Regions from separate parts of the Homo sapiens genome. Here all the other regions are linked to region 1. The links are chromatin loops, found by intact Hi-C in ENCODE. Cell type or tissue: endothelial cell of umbilical vein. All regions are shown on one strand. Each heading gives the region's core, and the rest is flanking DNA. Links, peaks and the distances in the headings are about the cores only. Region 1 holds the start of LOC124903201 (a long non-coding RNA gene). Region 2 holds the start of PCCA-AS1 (PCCA antisense RNA 1). Region 3 overlaps PCCA (propionyl-CoA carboxylase subunit alpha).

Region 1 (5,668 bases), core at 512-5,511:
GTGGAGAGCCACAGAAGGCTTGCCTGCAGGGAGTCGGACAGAGTTGCCTGTTTGGGAGATCACTCTGCCTTCATGATGGAGAATAGGTTTGGAGAGGCAAGACTGGAGGAAGAGGGCCTGCTAGAAGCAGTCATGCAGGTGGGCGCTGTGAGCCTCAGCTGCAAGTATTTTGGAGAAAAAATGGATCAACATGGAAGAGATTTAAGATGTAGAATTAACCGTGCATTTATTGAGCAGTAATAATATTAGCTAATATATATTGCATATTTAATATGTGTCAAGCACTGTTCTAAGTGATCCACATGCAATATGTTATTTAACAACAATTGTAGTCAACATGTACAATCTACTTTCATTTCTATTCCAATCCTATAAAGCATAAGTACTATTATTAGTCCTATTTTTAAGTATAAGGAAATTGAAGCATAGAGAGGTTACGTCTAGAGAAATAGGAAGACAATTTTAGACATAATTTTGAAGGGATCTGTGAGATACACAAGTGGAGATGTTTCCTGGGTCATTGCATGTGAGGTTCTGTGGCCCAGGAGAGAGTTTGGGGGAGATTCGGTCTCCAGTAGTATAAATGGCAGTTGAACACGGGTTGAATTGAGGAGAAAGTAGAAAAGGGAAGAGGACCAAGAAAGATGAAACCTTGAGGTATGCTAAAGATTTAAAGGATGGGCAGAGGAAGAAGAATCAGCAAAGGATACTGAAGAGGAGCATTGAAAGAGACTGTGTCAGAAAACCCAAGAAGTTGTGTTGTTTCAGAATTTAAAGGAAGAGGCTGTTTTAAGAAGATGAGGTCATTGATGCCAGTGAATGTAAGAAGTCATGTTAAAACAAAAAAAACAACTAAGGCTGAGATTTATCCATTGGATTTAGTGAAAATAATTGAGAACAATTTCAGTGTTGTAATGGGGCCAGAAATGAAATTGTGGTGAGTTCAGACATTGAGATATGCGGACAAGTGGAGTGAATGACTCTTCTAAAGGCATGGTCGTTAAGAGTGGGCCATGGTGTTGAGGGGATTGACTTTTTAAAGGTTTAATAAATTCTTAAGTGCTGATAACAGGTGCCAGAAGAAGGGAATTTTTGATGATTAAAGAATAAGGAGAAAAAGAAGAACTAGGAGAAGGGCCTCTGTGCTTTTTTTTTTTTGAAATGGAGTCTTGCTCTGTCACCCAGGCTGGAGTGCAGTGGCACGATCTTGGCTCACTGCAACCTCCACCTCCCGAGTTCAAGTGAATCTCCTGCCTCAGCCTCCCAAGTAGCTGGGACTACAGGCGCACGCCACCACGCCCAGCTAATTTTTGTATTTTTAGTAGAGACGGAGTTTCACCATGTTGGCCAGGATAGTCTTGATTTCTTGACCTTATGAACCACCACACCCAGCCTCTGTTCCATTTTTATATGAAAGGACAAAGGAGCGGGTGGAGATGAAGGGAGAGTTGGTGACTTATTCACCTGTGATGGCTGCTGTGGGGGAAGAGGTGAGGTGAGACTGGGAGGAGTTGATTATGGCATTAGAAATTGGAAGTACGTGGAATGTTGTTGAGGCTGGGAGCAAGAATTGACTTAAACACAACAGAAGGGCTAGGCTAACCAAGCTTCCATTTGAAGTCGTGGAGCAGGAGTTGATGGGGTATCAATCCATGTGGTCAGATAGTGCAAGGCAGCTCTGCATGTCCAGGAGGCCAGGACACAGGGAGGCTAGGCGGAGAGGTGCCAGTGAGGGAGGTGGAGATAGGCAGATCCTGAAGGGCCTTTAAACTATGGGTTTCGATTTTATTGTGACATTATTCATTATCTAGCCAGCTTTTATAGGAGCAGTTTATAAAGTATGTTCTAGGGAATACTATTGATCAACACGTTTTTCAAAAGTCTAAATTGTGTTCAAATTGGTGTCTTGTGAGAATTAATAGAATACATATTTAGATCACTTTCATAAATAAATACATTAACATCATATTTTCAGTAAGCTCATATTTGATATCTAATCAAATTCTTTTAGTCATGAATTTGAATGAGAGGTTTTTTGGGTTATTGTTACTGTTTGTTTTGTCTTCTGTGTTTTTATATTTGGAAGCAGAATTAGCTTTTGGTCTCTTAAGTGACCCCTTAGTCACTTAAGATGGTGTTCATTTCCATCATTGTGCTTATCATGCACTTGAGTTCTCGTGTTTATTTCTTTGTCCACTTGTTTAATTTCAGCCTCTTCACACTAAAATAGGAGCTTTGTAAAGGCAAGGACCTAGTCTTGTTCACTGTCACACTTCTTGTACTTCTCAGGAAATATTCATTGGGGGCAGGGTAGAGGAGTTGGGGAAGGAAGGAAGGAAGGAAGAGAGAGAACAGTGAAGCGGGAAGGAAGGAGTTCCAAAAACTGCTTCCCTAGTGGTCATGGAAACTCTTTAATAAATTAGAATGTTGTCTCCAAAAAATACAGGCAGATATGCGTTGACAATTGCCTTTCATACACCTTAACAAACTAGTTACATAATGGGATATCAAAATTCAGTCAATGTGTTTGCTAGTTTAATTTGTTGTGATTAAAGAAAACAATGATTTTATTTATAAATTTAGCACCTAGGAAATGTGATTTCAAATATCAAAGCATAGGCATTTTTTACTCTTTTTAAAATTGAAGGGTCAACAAAATCTGCCTTATTCTTCACAGTTTTTTCTCTGTCAGTAATGTAGCAGTGTGTTAATTTCCAGAAATTTAATCTCTTCTATAAAATTTCCTGTGACCTGAAAACTTTTGAATTGGAGTTAATTTACCAAACTGTCATGGAATGCCTGAAATTTCCTTGGGGCAGAGGAGGTAGCAGAGAGGTGGTAAGTTACCATGTTTCCATTGTGTGAATAACTGATAAGTGGGATTCCAAACAGAATCCATGTAGCGTTTTAATGAATTCACATTTGGAGAAAAAAGTCACAGACTTTCAAAACTTACAGGAATTTGGCTGTCCTAGGGCAACTCCTCACTTAACAGCAAGAGGGGATGAGAAGGTTGAGTGACTCACCCAGGGAAGTGACTCACCCAGGGAAGGTCAAGTGACTCACCCAAGGTTACTTGGTAAGTAAAGAGAGAAGCCAGAAGCCTGGGGCCTCCTGACGGCTCCTGCTTCTCTTTTTACTAAGGTCTTCTGCCATGGGAAGAAACTCTGAATGTTAGCAACCATCTGGATGGTGTTAGTTGTATGTCTCTCTATGTATGTTGAAAAGAAAATGTTGAAGAATTGAATTTCTCCTGCTTATGGGTTGTGTCACATTTAATAGCGTTCTTTAAGAAAAAAACACGATTGCTCAATATGATTATATGAGCTCACCATAACCAATGACAGGCAGAAAATCCTGGGAGGATAGACACTAACACCACATTATCCTGTTGGGATAATATCCCAAATTCTGAATATAACTTTCTTTTACCACTTTAAAGGCCAAAAAATGGCTGTTAAATGGAGTATTTTTGTCAAACCAAGTTTTTAAAGTTTTCAGCAGCTGCTTCTGCTGGCTTTTATTAACTACTGAAGAGTCTTTTTTTTTTTTTTTTTTTGAGATGGAGTCACGCTCTGTCACCCAGGCTGGATTGCAATGGCGTGATCTCAGCCCACTGCAACCTCTGCCTCCCGGGTTCAAGCGATTCTCCTGCCTCAGCCTCCCTAGTAGCTGGGTTTACAGGCGCCCGCCACCGTGCCTGGCTAATTTTTGTATTTTTAGAAGAGATGCGGTTTCACCATGTTGGTCAGGCTGGTCTTGAACTCTTGATCTCATGATCTGTACACCTCGGGCTCCCAAAGTGTTGGGATTACAGGCATGAGTTACCGGACCCTGCCTACTCAAGAGTCTTAATTGAACATCAAAATCCTGGTTTTGTTTATAAGGAAAAAAAGTTAATGGTGCAACTAGGACTAATTCTTTGATTAATTTTTTAACCACTTCTACTTAGCAAGTATATGAAACACATTAAAGACTGATGCATCTGTTTTGTTTTTGTTTTGAGATCAGGTAGAAGATCTACAAAACTAGTTGGAGGCTGGAAAGAAATTTCAGATAGTGATACATAGAAATGTTCTGCCTTAACTCTGAATTTTTAGTCATGAAATAGTGCAAACTCTTAACATTACTTTTGTGGAGCTTTGTAGTCCATAAAAATAACATTGTTGTAGAGCCTCTGTATGCGTCAGCTGTGACTGAGTGTTTTGATGTCTTAGCAAAAGGCAGAGGAGTGCTTTCCTTTGAAATGTGTGAGGCGGTTTGAGATGCAGCTTCTCAGATGGATTTAATTAGTCCTTCGTAGAACTGGATGTCCGTTTGTTGCAACTGAATTCTCATTTCATTCATCCATAACTAGAAACACCTCGCTTCAAACGGGTTTCTTCAAAGAAAGAGGGGTTTAGGGTTCTATGTTGTACTGCTTTTTGATGTTGGTTTCCCTTTAACTGAGAAGACCTTATGTTTATACAACTGTTATTATTAAGAAAACACAGCTTTCTTCAGCGAGGTTCCTTTTGCATCAGCGCTGGTTCTTGGTGGCAGTCAGAGGTCTGTGGAATGGATCTCTGTCAGACTATCACAGCAGCTGTGTGTTTGCAGATTTTGCTTATGAGAGGCATGAACTGAAAATAGGCGTAAACTTGAGTAATTCCCTAAACCCAAAATATAAGATAGAAACCAGTAACTGAATCTGGTAACAGGGTAGTTGTTTGTTTCAGAAGCTTATATTAACCACAAAAACAAAGTGAATCAACTAACAAGGGTTACCATGACCCAAATAGTAATTGCATTTTGATTCACTTTGCCTACAGTGCACAGGTCAGGTCTGCTTCTCAATAAATATGTTGAAAGAATGAAATATATCCTTCATAGTAAAATTATGTTTTTTAAAAAATATGTCCTACTACTAATATTTTTTAAATTATCCCTAAACCTTCACATTTCATTAGAATAGCTACTTCAATTTACTCTGAAAAAACTGCTTTCTTGTCTTTCCAGTTTGTGTGTCCAGGGTCTGACGTGCTCCATCATCAAGGCAGCTTTTATCTTCTGTGTCCGTGATTCTAATTACATTTCAGGGGGTTGTGATCTCTCCCAGAATCCCGTTCATGCATTGTGTTTAGGATGAAATGCTTGAGGGGGTTTGGGGCTGTACACTCATGGGCACAGGTTTGCATATCTAAAACTTTCTTTGCTCTAACATCCTGATTTGTATAAAAATCCTAAAAGCAAATTTCAGACTTCTAATTATTCTTTGCCTTTAAGGAAAGACAAAATTAATTTAGACTGTTCAAGCTTAAAATTATCCCAAAGCCACAGATCACACTGAAAACACATAGTAATATAGCCCACAAATTATTTTGGTGTCTTGTTTCCATATTCCATCCAAGAGTCTGTAGAATCTGTAGGCTTATATTTCTGTCTTGTTTCTTAGCCATAACTGATCTTTTCCATCTTATTCACCAGACTCAGCACTGCGTAACTGTGGCAATTTCTGAAACTCAGTGGCAAGGGATATACCACCATTGAAGAGATTAAAAATAATCAACAAAGGCTTTAAAAAGTTTAAAAAATGTATTTGGAGCAATAATAGCAATAGGTCAGAAAAAGTTTTCACGGAAAGGGCCAATATACAATTAGGTTTCCATCTCTGTATTCTTGATTGTGT
Region 2 (5,668 bases), core at 440-5,439, 91 kb after region 1:
TTACAAATGGGAGGTTGGCTAAGGCAGACACAGGGATGGCTAAGAGGGATAAAGGACGTGACTTCCATAGAACCTTTTGTTCCTAGAGGAACCTCTCCATGAAACACACAGTGAAACTAGATTAAACCAAAAAACGCCCTCAGCTCCAGCAGATCCTGAGCTACAAAGCACCTCTTCCCTACCGAGCCTTCTCACCCATGCGCACTGAGTTTCTGAGTATCAGAAAGTCAGGTTTCTGAATCCCTAGAGAAAGTAAAAATTTCCTTGGACACAATGGGTTTTCTTTGCTTCCTGCATGACAGTCACGAAGGGGAATCTGAAATAGAGAACTTGAATATGCGGCTTGCTGAAGGGAAGTGTACTGTACAGTAGCCCCCCTTCTCCACGGGGGATCCATGTCAAAATCCCCAGGGGATGCCTAAGACTGCGGATGGGACCGAACCCTGTATACGCTTGCCTTTAATGCCTTTTCCATTTCAGCTCGGCACTTAGCCCACACTGTGGCTGTAACTTTTGTAGTTTTAGGTACAGCAGCAAAACTAGCACAAATTTCTTTGTCCTTTTTCACAATTTCATGGATAGAAGATTGATTCTTACTGTAGATCTTAGCAATCTCAGCATACTTTTTTTTTTCTTGAGAACTTTCACCTTTTAACTAAAGGAAGGACTTCATGGCTGGTTTTTGGCATATCCAGATTGCCAGCATCATACTCTTGGAACTTTGAGGCCATTGTGAAGTCAAATAATAGTTCCTGCCAGGCACAGTGGCTCACACCTGTAATCCCAGCATTTTGGGAGTCCAAGGCAGGTGGATCACTTGAGCTCGGGAGTTTGAGACTAGCCTGGGCAACATGGCAAAACTCTGCCTCTACAAAAAACACAAAAATTCACCGGTCACGGTGGCACATACCTGTAGTCCCAGCTACTCGGCAGGCTGAGGTGGGAGCATGGCTTAAGCCCAGGAGGTGGAGGTTACAGCGAGCCAAGATCATGCCACTGCACTCCAGCCTGGGCGACAGAGCCAGCCTCTGTCTCAAAAATAAAAAAGGAACCTAAGCACTGAGACCCCCTGACAGTAGATCTGGTAACTGAGATGGCCACTAAGTGACTGGTTGGTGGTGGGGGTGTCTACAGCGTGGAGATGCTGGACCCCGAGAGAGAGGGTTTATGACCCAGGCAGGATGGAGCAGGACAGCACAAGATCTCCTCACACTACTCAGAATGACTCACAATTTAAAACTTATACATTGTTTATTTCTGGAATTTTCCATATAATGTTTCTGGACCATGGTTGACCACAGGTAAATGAAACCTTGGAAAGCTAAAACCTTGGATAAGGGGGGACTACTGTAATATAAAGTTTACAGTTCCTGGGGTGAAAGCTCAGGCAGACCCTATCTATGCATTATTACAACGTACCATCAATTCAAAACCATAAATTTGCAGAAACATCGTTGCTTTAATTCCTAAAATATTGAATATGAATAATAAAAATAATATATGCTTTGTCTTAGAAGCACCTTTTTAATATGATTGATGTGTATTGATCTGTTTCTTCATTCTAACATGAACATTTCTGTAACAGTCATTTCCCCTGAAATATCTAACCTGTGGGTACCTGAGACAGCTTGTCAGTTAGGAAGAACAGTGGTGGCGATAGCCACGTAGGGCTGGTTTGGTCGTGAGTGCAAGTGTGGTTGCAGCAGCTAGAGCAGAGGACTGTGTGGAGAACATGGGTCAGGTCAGAAGGCAGTAGCCAGGAGGGATGCAGAGTCGAGAGAGAATTTGTTGATTGGAATGACTCAGGTTGACTTTCAGGATGAAGAGAAGGGGCCAATAGAGAGGGAAGAGAGGACAGTTGATGAGGCAGGCTCCAAGAGAGGAGGGCAAAGCGAGATCAGGGGCTCCAGTGAAATGCCTGAGTGTGATGAGAAGAGCGCTGTCTTGTGAGGCTAGAGAGGGAACCAAGGATGGGTGGGCCTGGGAAGGCTGGAGAGGTAGCCTGTCAGGGAGCTGCTAACCCACTTAGAAATACTCTTATTGACATAACAAGGTTTTTTGTTTTGGTTTTTTGTTTGTTTGTTTTGAGAGAGCGTTCGCTCGTTCCCCAAGCTGAAATGCAATGGTGCAGTCTCAGCTCACTGAAACCTCCACCTCCTGGGTTCAAGCGATTCTCCTGCCTCAGCCTCCCGAGTTGCTGGGATTACAGGTGCATGCCACGGGTGCAGTGGCTCACGCCTGTAATCCCAGCACTTTGGGAGGTCGGGGCGGGCGGATCATTTGAGGTCAGGAGTTCAAGACCAGCCTGGCTAACATGGATATAACAAAATTTTCTATTTCAAAAGTTCAGTCGTGGGCACAAGTTGATTTTGCCTTACAGTCTTGATAGTGAAGGTGCATACTATTTTTAAAGCTGTATTCCTTAGATACTACCATATTATCTAATGTTTCTAATAATGGAATTAGCAAAAAATGACTACATCATCCAAATTTGACTTTGTACTAACATACTTGGCGTACTCCATATCCCTGAAGGTTAACAAGAGATAAATTTGGCCTAGACTGGTCTTTTCCTGAATTCATCACTTAAAAAAGGAAAAAAAGAATGGGGAGGAAAAGCCACGTTTTACTTTTATAATTTTTATTCCATCATTAAAAGTACAACTTGCTTTATGATCTGAAGAAATACCATCTAAGTCTTTCTATTAGGAACAAAAGTGAGCCTTTCAGGGAAAAAAAAAAAAGGAGCTGGGCTTAATCTGCATTAGCCCTTTGATGTATTCCCAGATTTTAAAAAGCTTCCCACTGTTCTCAGCCACGTTGAAACAGACCCAGCCATGTGTCCGGCGCTGTCCTTTTCTCCTCTCAGCACACACTTAGCCGGAGACACCTTTTGGCCAATGGGCCAGGATTCTTCCATTGCATCTTCAGCATGTGACCGTTTGTGCTGGCTCATTGGGAGTTCTGCTGCTCAGTACTCCTTCCCCAGGCAAAGACTCTTAAGTTAATAATTGGTTCAGAAGAATAAACTATACCGCCCTCTTGGTCTTCTTTTGGACATTTCTTTAAGATGAGGCTCTTACTGGTATATCTGGGGTACTTTATTGAGAAATAGAAAGTGCTAGCTGAAATAAGGCGTATCAGTCTAGAGTTAGGAAGTGAGAAATGCAATCGGTAAATTTTGCTTTTAAATAAAAATGGAAGCCCCATTTTAATTGTTGCCATTTCTAGTCATTTTATCATTTTTAACAGCCTGGTTTTCTATTTTAGAGAAGTTGCTGACCAATATTTAGAGAGCACCTCCCTAATCTGCACATCCTCTTGTGTGTGATGGTGAAGTGATGGGTTGGAATCGTTTTTAATGCTGTTTCCATTGATGGGACATTATTACCAGAAGGAGTGCTTTGTGCCAGCTGGTTTCATGGATGGAGGAAAACAATCTGGGTTTCAGTTTCACAAATAGAAAAACAAAACCTGAGAGGAAAAGGAAGTAATTCGTTAGCAGTGGCCACTGTGCAGAGTAGGATAACCTGCCTTCAAAGATTTTTGTTTCATGCACTATAATATAATGTTTAATAAATACTTTACTTCAAAGAACCTCACTACAAGAAAACTGGCCGCTTTCCTGCTATTCTTGTTCTCCGGCTCAGTATGACTATAAGTAGCTCATATCCGGTCCTCTGTGGTCTCAGGTGGTCGTTTGTGTTTATGATCCTTAAGCTGAAACTGTAAGGACTGTGTCCCTATTTTAAGTCTTTAGCAGATCCACCGTGTTCTGCAGGAATTGACAGAGGCTCTCGTGAAACCCTTGACACTTTGACCCATCTTGAGGAAAATGCTTAGATGCTAAAAGCAGTGTGCATAGGGATTACGTCCTCCAAAAATAGAAAACTCTAAATTTACTAAGCAGGGAGTAGAGAAACTCATCAGACTGCACCTCAAGTTTTTGATGTGTTCTGGTCGCCTCTGCACTCCCATTCTAGACTTCTAAACAACACGTTCAGGATCTCTGAGATAAAAGCTGGACTGAAGTTACAGAAAGAGCATTAGAGATGTTTGAATTTTTCTTTTTTCCCCCCTGTAGATATATTTGGCATATGTAGAATTTGAGAGTCCACTATTGATACCAGTTTCTTCCAGATATTAACACATATCAAATAGACAGCTAGAACTCAGAAGAAACTAATGGAGCTCTGAAAGAAACCATTGTTTTTTCCACTATAAATCTTAACTCAACAGCATTTAGGGTCTGGGTGGAGCCAGTCACCTGGGCAGCTGCTTCACACCCATTTTGAATTAGCTGCCCAGTGCTTCTGGTGAGCACCTCGGTAGGAGCCACTGCTGTGAACTCTTTTGCAAGTTCTGGTGGTGACTGGTTTGGTTTTTATTGCTCCCTGTTTGATGCACTGATAGGACCTAGGGCTGTTCTTAGAAATATAGGCCTGAGACGACTTAAATTTCACACTGGTTTTGTCTTCCGTTTCCACATTCCTCTCACTGACTCTCCCTCCCTTCCTGCCCTCTCTCTCTCTCTCATATGAAATGAGTTTAAAATCAGAGGGGAAGGATTGCTTTAATATTTAGCAGTCTAAACAGAGGGGGACAGGGCTGAAGAGGAGGAAGGGAGTGAATGGGTGTAGAAGAGAAAAGCTGTTCCCACCCCATTGCTTTAATGACAGTGGAAAGGGTGCATGGATTGGGCCTGTGTTTCTCTATCAGCTACTTTGTTCTTTAAAGCACTGGCTAGCTAAGCCATCTCTTTCTCTCCCATATTTTGCCTCTTTGAGTGTTTGCCTAGAACCACTTAGCTGTGGCAGCCCTGCTGATGGGGCAAGGTGCTCTGCAAGTTTCTAGGCAAGGTTTCTGGATCCATGTTGAAATTGAACGCAGATAGCACAACCATATTATAACAGCTACTTACAAACCAGTCAGCACATGTGTGGTGAGCATTTCTAGAGTTGAGTTATTGCTTAGGTCAATTGTAAGAGGAGTTTCTCTGAAAGAGTTCTGCTCTTTGAACTGGCAACCCCAACTCTAGAACTTACAGAATTGTTTTTGTTAATTTTTCTGGCAAGAGATTCATCCAAGTTTCCTAAACGTACTACAAGGGTATATGTATACAGAGACCTTAAGGAATGGCCAGCCATGCAAACCCTAGGGAACATCTTATCTGACAGTTCTTGGGATCCACAGTGGCTTGGGTCATAATGATAATACTGTAACTGGGAGAGCTGATGTATATGGAGCACTCAGTATGTGTGAGGCACCATAGATTCTCTCTTCATTTAATCTTCTCATGAGAAATACAGACGTTAAATAATTTTCCCAGGGTCACATAAGCTGGTACTAGGAATGAGGCTTAAAGCAGGGCTCTCTAAGAACAAAAGCTGTGATGCCTTAGCATCATTGACAGCAGCTCCCAGGTCTTACTCATCCTAGTGCAGTCCCGTTAGTCTACCTGAGCTCCCCCTAACACAGGAGTTGGCCTCTGCCCACTGGGGCTTTCATTCCCACTACCACCCACAGTTTCTGCATATGGCAGGTCGGAGCCCATCGTAGTGTCATGAGCCATTCTCTAAACCACCGTCTGCCTGAAAACTGCCTCATTCTCTGTCATTCCTGAAGGAAGGACTCTGGCTGGCCCATCTCATCTTTACTCACCTAGGTG
Region 3 (5,668 bases), core at 295-5,294, 48 kb after region 1:
ATTCCCACCTGTTCTGGAGGATGCCTTTAATTGCCTCTGTAGAGCACGTACACCCTTTCCCTGTGGCATATAAGCTCTGGGTCTGGCCAGTAACAGAGTGGGTTATACCTGTCTTGCAGCCATCCGAGATCACGCTTCTGTCTGTAAGTTCCCCCAAGAAAACACCCTTTACCAACAAATTGAGTTTCTTTGCCTTATTCTTTGGTTTCTTGGCTCCCTCCGCATTTGGGGGCTGCTTTGCATTTATGGCCCTTTCACAGAATAATACCCCAAATGTTGTCATTTCAACATGAAAGACTTTTAAAAATTACTAATGTGATACCAGAAACAACATAGACATTGGCATTAATACAACAGTATCTTAAACAATGGAACGGTCAGAGTGGAATGTAGTCCTACCAAAACAATGGAGTTGGGTTTAACAGAAAATTACACTGCTTCAGTTTTAAAATTAACATTAAATACAATTGAAAATTTAACTCCTCAGTCACACCAGTCATATTTCAAGTTCTCAGTAGCTACGTGTAGCTAGTGGTTACTGGGTTAGACCACTCACAGGCAAAATTTTTTGTAAACCAGAGAGTGTTTACAGATAGAGAAAACTCTACATAATGGTTTTTAAAGTATTCCCCCTTAATGTCAACCACAGTTTTGGTTTTTATCTCTTAAAATTTGGAATAGATGAGTTGAATTTATTTTTAAACAGAAGATGAATTTATCATCTAGCTGACAAACTTTTTAAATTTCCCATTAGAAGATTTAAAAAATTACAACCATTTTTAAAACGTGGAATGATTTCCTGCCTGTGGCATATAATTAAAGTGATGAAACAAACAGAAGATTCGCTGTGTCCTGGCCATGGTGAGCTCACTCTCTGTTTTCCTCACAAACCCCAGAACCTTTGTAGTGTGGAACCTGCTGGATGAATAGAAGTTTTTTATTTTATTTTATTTTTTTACTATGTCTATATTCCTGTGAAGTAATTTTTTTGACCTTGAAAGAAGTTCTTCAATTTTGCTGTTCTCTATTTCTTACAGTGTAGTTTGTGTACCGGGATTTAATGTATTGTTTGTCGTTAGCGTTTTACATACTAGATTTTCATCGTGCATAGTCACGTTGTTTGAACATTTGCAAGCAGAGCCGACTAACTGCTGTTGGCCTGTTTCTTTGTATGGCGTGATTTCTTCTATCCACCTGCTCACAGCAGGTTGCCTTCAGGCCTGAGGAGTAGCTAAATACTTTTGAAAATATCTTGAGATCCTGCTAAGGTCTAACAATTTCTGCATTTGTGTGATGTGAAGCTATTCATGCTGTACCTTTGAAGACTTTTTTCTTTCTATTTCTCATATTCTTGCTCAAATATTTTCAAAAGAAGATAAATTTATTATAAATAACAGTGCAGAGCTGATTGTAGCACCACTGCATTCTATATTGAATAGGTCTTTGATATTCAGCTAAGTGGAACTAATTTTCTATGTTAAAGCAGACAAATTTGGAATAGTGTCACATGAATCTCATGTTATTTACTGAAGAATACCAGATTAAATGGATTAGTTGTGAAATGACTAGAGTATTAAATTATATATATATATATATATATATATATATATATATATATATATATATATATATAAAACGTGATAACTTAAAATGCCCAGTGGGCCTATGTAATATAAAATATTACACAAGCACATGAATATGATGGACGAGATGTTATTCTGTTTGCAGATTGTGAAACTATCTGTAGTATATATACAAATGGTTGTCCACACAGAATTTGAATCAATTTTAAAATTGTAACCTTAAATTTCAGTTTTGAAGAAAATAAATTGTTGATTTTCATATCTACTTGAGAGGAAGTTAAAAATGTTATTTTCTTTTCAGTTTTTTTTAGATTAAAATAGCTCCCACACCCTCCAAGAATAAACTTTAGTTTTAATCCTAATAACTGTTTATAGATAGTAAAATTAATATTTTAATTAGAAAAATAAAGCGGCATACATTTTTGCCTGTACTTTGCTGGTACACAAATGAATTGGGAAGTAATTGTCTTATGTTTTCAGTCCTAAAGTGTTTTACAGGTTTTAAAAATGTTCCCCCCACCCCCATCTGTTTGAAGTCATTATTATTTTGTACTTTACACATGTGATTTCTCTAGAATCATTGCATGTGACATGACACTCTCAGGATATATAGGATATATAAATATATAACTTAGAATAAGTAGAGGTTGGTATTTTTCGAATGAAGTAGGAAATGAAAGAGTAATTATTAACCATATCCTTTTTACATTCCTGACATATCAATACAGCTACACATCTTAGAAACAAGCTCACCAGTAGAACAGAAATAACTCTGTTGACTCTGCTTTAAAATATTTCAAGGCAGTTTAACAGCTGGGATGTATTTACAGCTATGGTATAAAGTATTAATTTTGATGCAAGGCTACCTGCTTTTGTAATGTAGTCCTAGAAGCTTAGCAGTTTTCTGGGTTTTATAATTTGGAGTTGCTTTTAAAATTTAACCGAATGGGAAAATGTCTTTCTGAACTTCCCCTTCCCACACCCCCACACATACAAGCTTTTCTCCTCTTCTGTTAACTAGAAAATTATATTTTCGTTGCTGCCTGAGGAAGAGAATTTTGAGTAGTATAAACACTGATTGTAGTAAATGTGGAAAATAATACAAACAGCTGCACTGCAGACCGATAAGACAAATCCCACAGTAATGGCCTTTAAAACATATTACCAAGTTGGAAATCAGTGAGGGGAAAAAGAAAACTATTACTATTTCTTCCTCTTACTGTTCAGTGACATTATTTTTAAAGGTGAAATTACCTCTGGTTTTATTATCCTAGGAAGGTATTTTTGGAACATTTGATTTATTGTTTTGCAAATGTTTTTGCCTTTGTGTGAATAACTTTGCTAATTTTGTATGAATTTGATTCTAACAAATGTTGAAGTCATTTTGTTAACAAAATCTTCTAAAGTATTTTTTAAAGAAATAAAAAGGAATATATTATGTAAACATTGGAGCAGACTATCAAAATAAGAAAAGGAGAACATTTTTATCTGGCTTTGGAGTGCCATTTAAAATAGGAAAAGGGATGAAATATTTGCAGAAAATATTTTAATAAGCGTGGATATGTTTCATCAAATACAAGTCTTAATTTTTATGAAGAATTTTGCTATTAGCATATCAAGTGGTCAGTTCATATTTGTTTTGGCATGCATTAGACTCATGATAGGCATTGAATACTTTGTTTTTTGTGGATTCTAAAACTGAATTATCTTAATCCTAGGCTCTAGGAAAAGTATATCTTACTGCTAGGGAAGATTGAAATAAATTCCAGTTCTGAGTGAAATTTTATTTCTGTTTTTCTTTACATCAATCTTTTCTTTTTCCTTTTTTCTTTTTTTTTTTTTTTTATTTTTGAGACAGAGTCTTGCTCTGTCACTCAGGCTGTAGTGCAATGGCATGATCTCAGCTCACTGCAACCTCCGCCTCCCAGGTTTAAGCGATTCTCCTGCCTTAGCCTCCTGAGTGGCTGGGATTACAGGCGCGTGCCACCATGCCCGGCCAATTTTTGTATTTTTAGTAGAGGCAGGATTTCACCATGTTGGCCAGGCTGGCCTCAAACTCCTGGGCTCAAGTGATCCGCCTTCCTTGACCTCCCAAAGTGTTGGGATTACAGGCGTGAGCCACCACGCCTGGCCTGTCCTTCCTTCCTTCCTTCCTTTACAAACTGTGGGAGAGTGGTGAAAAAAAGGTGACAGTCATTATATATGTAATTGTGACCTGCTTTAAATTGAATGCAATGTTAAGGACAGCTTATTGGTACTTATACCTATGGTCACACATTCATTGATACAGTTTGTTTTTAATGTGAAAATTTGTTTCCATTTTACATAATACAAAATTACTTCTATTTGCCTGGGAATGAATCTAACCTTTGTAGTGTCAGCCAAAGGAATGATAATATTGTTTTAGTGTCTCCTACATAGAAGGGAACGCCCAGTATGGCCTAGGCAGTGTTCTAGACTCTGCAGATAGAACAAGGAACAAGACTTACCTTCCAGCAGGGGGAAGTAGATACTAAACATGTAAATACCTAAATAAGGTGATTTTAGTACTAAGAAGTTGGATGAAGACTATGAAATTGATAGAAAGTCACTAGAGAAGGCAGCTTTAGCAAGGATGGCTAGGAAGTCCTCTCTGAATAGCTAACACTGAGCTGAGACCTACGAAGAGGAGGGGGCAAACGTGCAGAAGTCTGGGGGAAGGAAGTCCCAGGTAGCAGAAGGGGCAAAGCAGAGGCTCTGAAACGGGACAAGCTTGTTTTGTGTGAAGGCCAGTTGGGGAGAGTGGAACGAGGAAGACAGAACCAGATCATCTAGGGGCCAAAGAACTGTTTTGTTTTGTGTTGTTTCTTTCTATTCATGTTGTGGAGCGTTTGGAGGGTTTGGGTAGGAGAGTGATGTGATGTGATTTTTTAAATCATTGCAGGCCTTGGGGTAGAGACAGAGAAATCATTGATTTGACCATTGCAGACCTCAGGTGAGAGGTACTGGTGGCTTAGACCAGGAGGCACCGTCTGTTTCTATGGGGCTCACAACTTGAGTGGTTATTACATTTTTAAATAGTTGGGGGAAAAAATTAAAGAAGAATGTTTCATCCAGCCTGGGCAACATAGTGAGACCTTGTCTCTACAAATAATTTTTTTAAAAATTGGCTGGGTACAATGGTGCATGCCTGTGGGTCCAGCTGCTTGGGAGGTTGAGGTGGGAGAATCGCTGGAGTCCAGGCAGTTGCTGTGGAGAGCTGTGACCATGCCACTGCACTCCAGCCTGGGTGACAGCATGAGACACTGTCAAAAAAAAAAAAAATCAATAATGTTTCATGACCCATGAGAAGTATGATGTCACATTCAGATCTTATTGATGATAAGCAGTTAACTAGAACATAGCCACATTCATTCATTTTTGTCTGCCATGTATAGCTGCTTTTGCAGTTTTTGTCGTATGAAGCTGAATGCACAGACTTTCTTGCCACGCAGCAGTTCAGTGGGTTATTGTGATTTTTTTTTTTTTAATCTCAGGACCAAGATTAAAGTTTTTTGTGCAGAGTTGCAGGTAGCCAAATTACTTTTTGTATTCCTGTGCCTTAGATTCCTCATCTGTAGAGCAAAATTGAGATCGTCTTTCAGGTCTGTTTGCTCTCCACATCCTAAGGTCCTAGGTCTGAATCAGACTTAGTTCTTCTGTTGTGGCTGCTTAGCACATCAGGCTCCTAACTGAATGATTGTAGTGGTGTTTTACTCGGTCTCCTAGCCTCGTCCTTCCCCATTCTATGTATCTTCAGCATGACCTCAGACCACCGTCTTTCTAAAACATGAGCATGTCACACTCCAGTTCTTAACTGTAAGAACTTTGTCAGGTATGAGCTCTCTTTGTACAAGATCTGACCTGGGTTTATAATTCCTTCCTGGTTTCCTTTCTTGCCACTTCCACCTTCATCCAACCCTATTTCTGGCCACGCTGAACTGCTTAACATTCCCTAAACTTGCCATGCCATCGTGCCATCCCTTAATCTGAAATTTTTGTTAACTGTCTCATCAGCCCACAATTTTTTTTTTTTTTTTTGAGACGGTGTCTCGCTCTGTCTCCCA

What was found. Peaks named below come from ENCODE experiments on the same cell type or tissue, not always from the same donor. Only the 100,000 strongest peaks of a DNase experiment are listed, where the experiment ranks them.
Region 2: a loop joins it to region 1, with 2.0 times the contacts of the local background. A loop is called at or near these places in 3 of 110 quality-filtered maps.
Region 3: it touches region 1 in a loop (2.0-fold over the local background); 6 of 110 quality-filtered maps call a loop at or near these places.

Annotation. Positions count from the first base shown.
Region 1 is chr13:100,389,878-100,395,545 of GRCh38, forward strand. The region is part of intron 19 of PCCA (propionyl-CoA carboxylase subunit alpha); the gene reads left to right. LOC124903201 (a long non-coding RNA gene) reads left to right here and starts at 1,326. Exons shown (of 2, transcript XR_007063854.1): 1 at 1,326-2,838; 2 at 2,976-5,668. RefSeq lists enhancers at 2,430-3,629, 2,898-3,192. In endothelial cell of umbilical vein, for the core only: no CTCF peak of the experiment used is centred there; DNase peaks (open chromatin) are centred at 3,044 and 4,384; H3K27ac peaks cover 3,194 bases.
Region 2 is chr13:100,480,523-100,486,190 of GRCh38, forward strand. All of the region lies in intron 21 of PCCA (propionyl-CoA carboxylase subunit alpha), which reads left to right. It overlaps PCCA-AS1 (PCCA antisense RNA 1), which reads right to left and starts at 493. Exons shown (of 5, transcript NR_047686.1): 1 at 458-493. LOC107984574 (a long non-coding RNA gene) reads right to left here and starts at 685. Exons shown (of 3, transcript XR_007063850.1): 1 at 598-685. In endothelial cell of umbilical vein, for the core only: no CTCF peak of the experiment used is centred there; a DNase peak (open chromatin) is centred at 3,499.
Region 3 is chr13:100,438,578-100,444,245 of GRCh38, forward strand. The region is part of intron 20 of PCCA (propionyl-CoA carboxylase subunit alpha); the gene reads left to right. Among named protein-coding and RNA genes, the nearest start is that of PCCA-AS1, 40 kb to the right of the region's middle. In endothelial cell of umbilical vein, for the core only: no CTCF peak of the experiment used is centred there; DNase peaks (open chromatin) are centred at 424, 2,444 and 2,614; H3K27ac peaks cover 713 bases.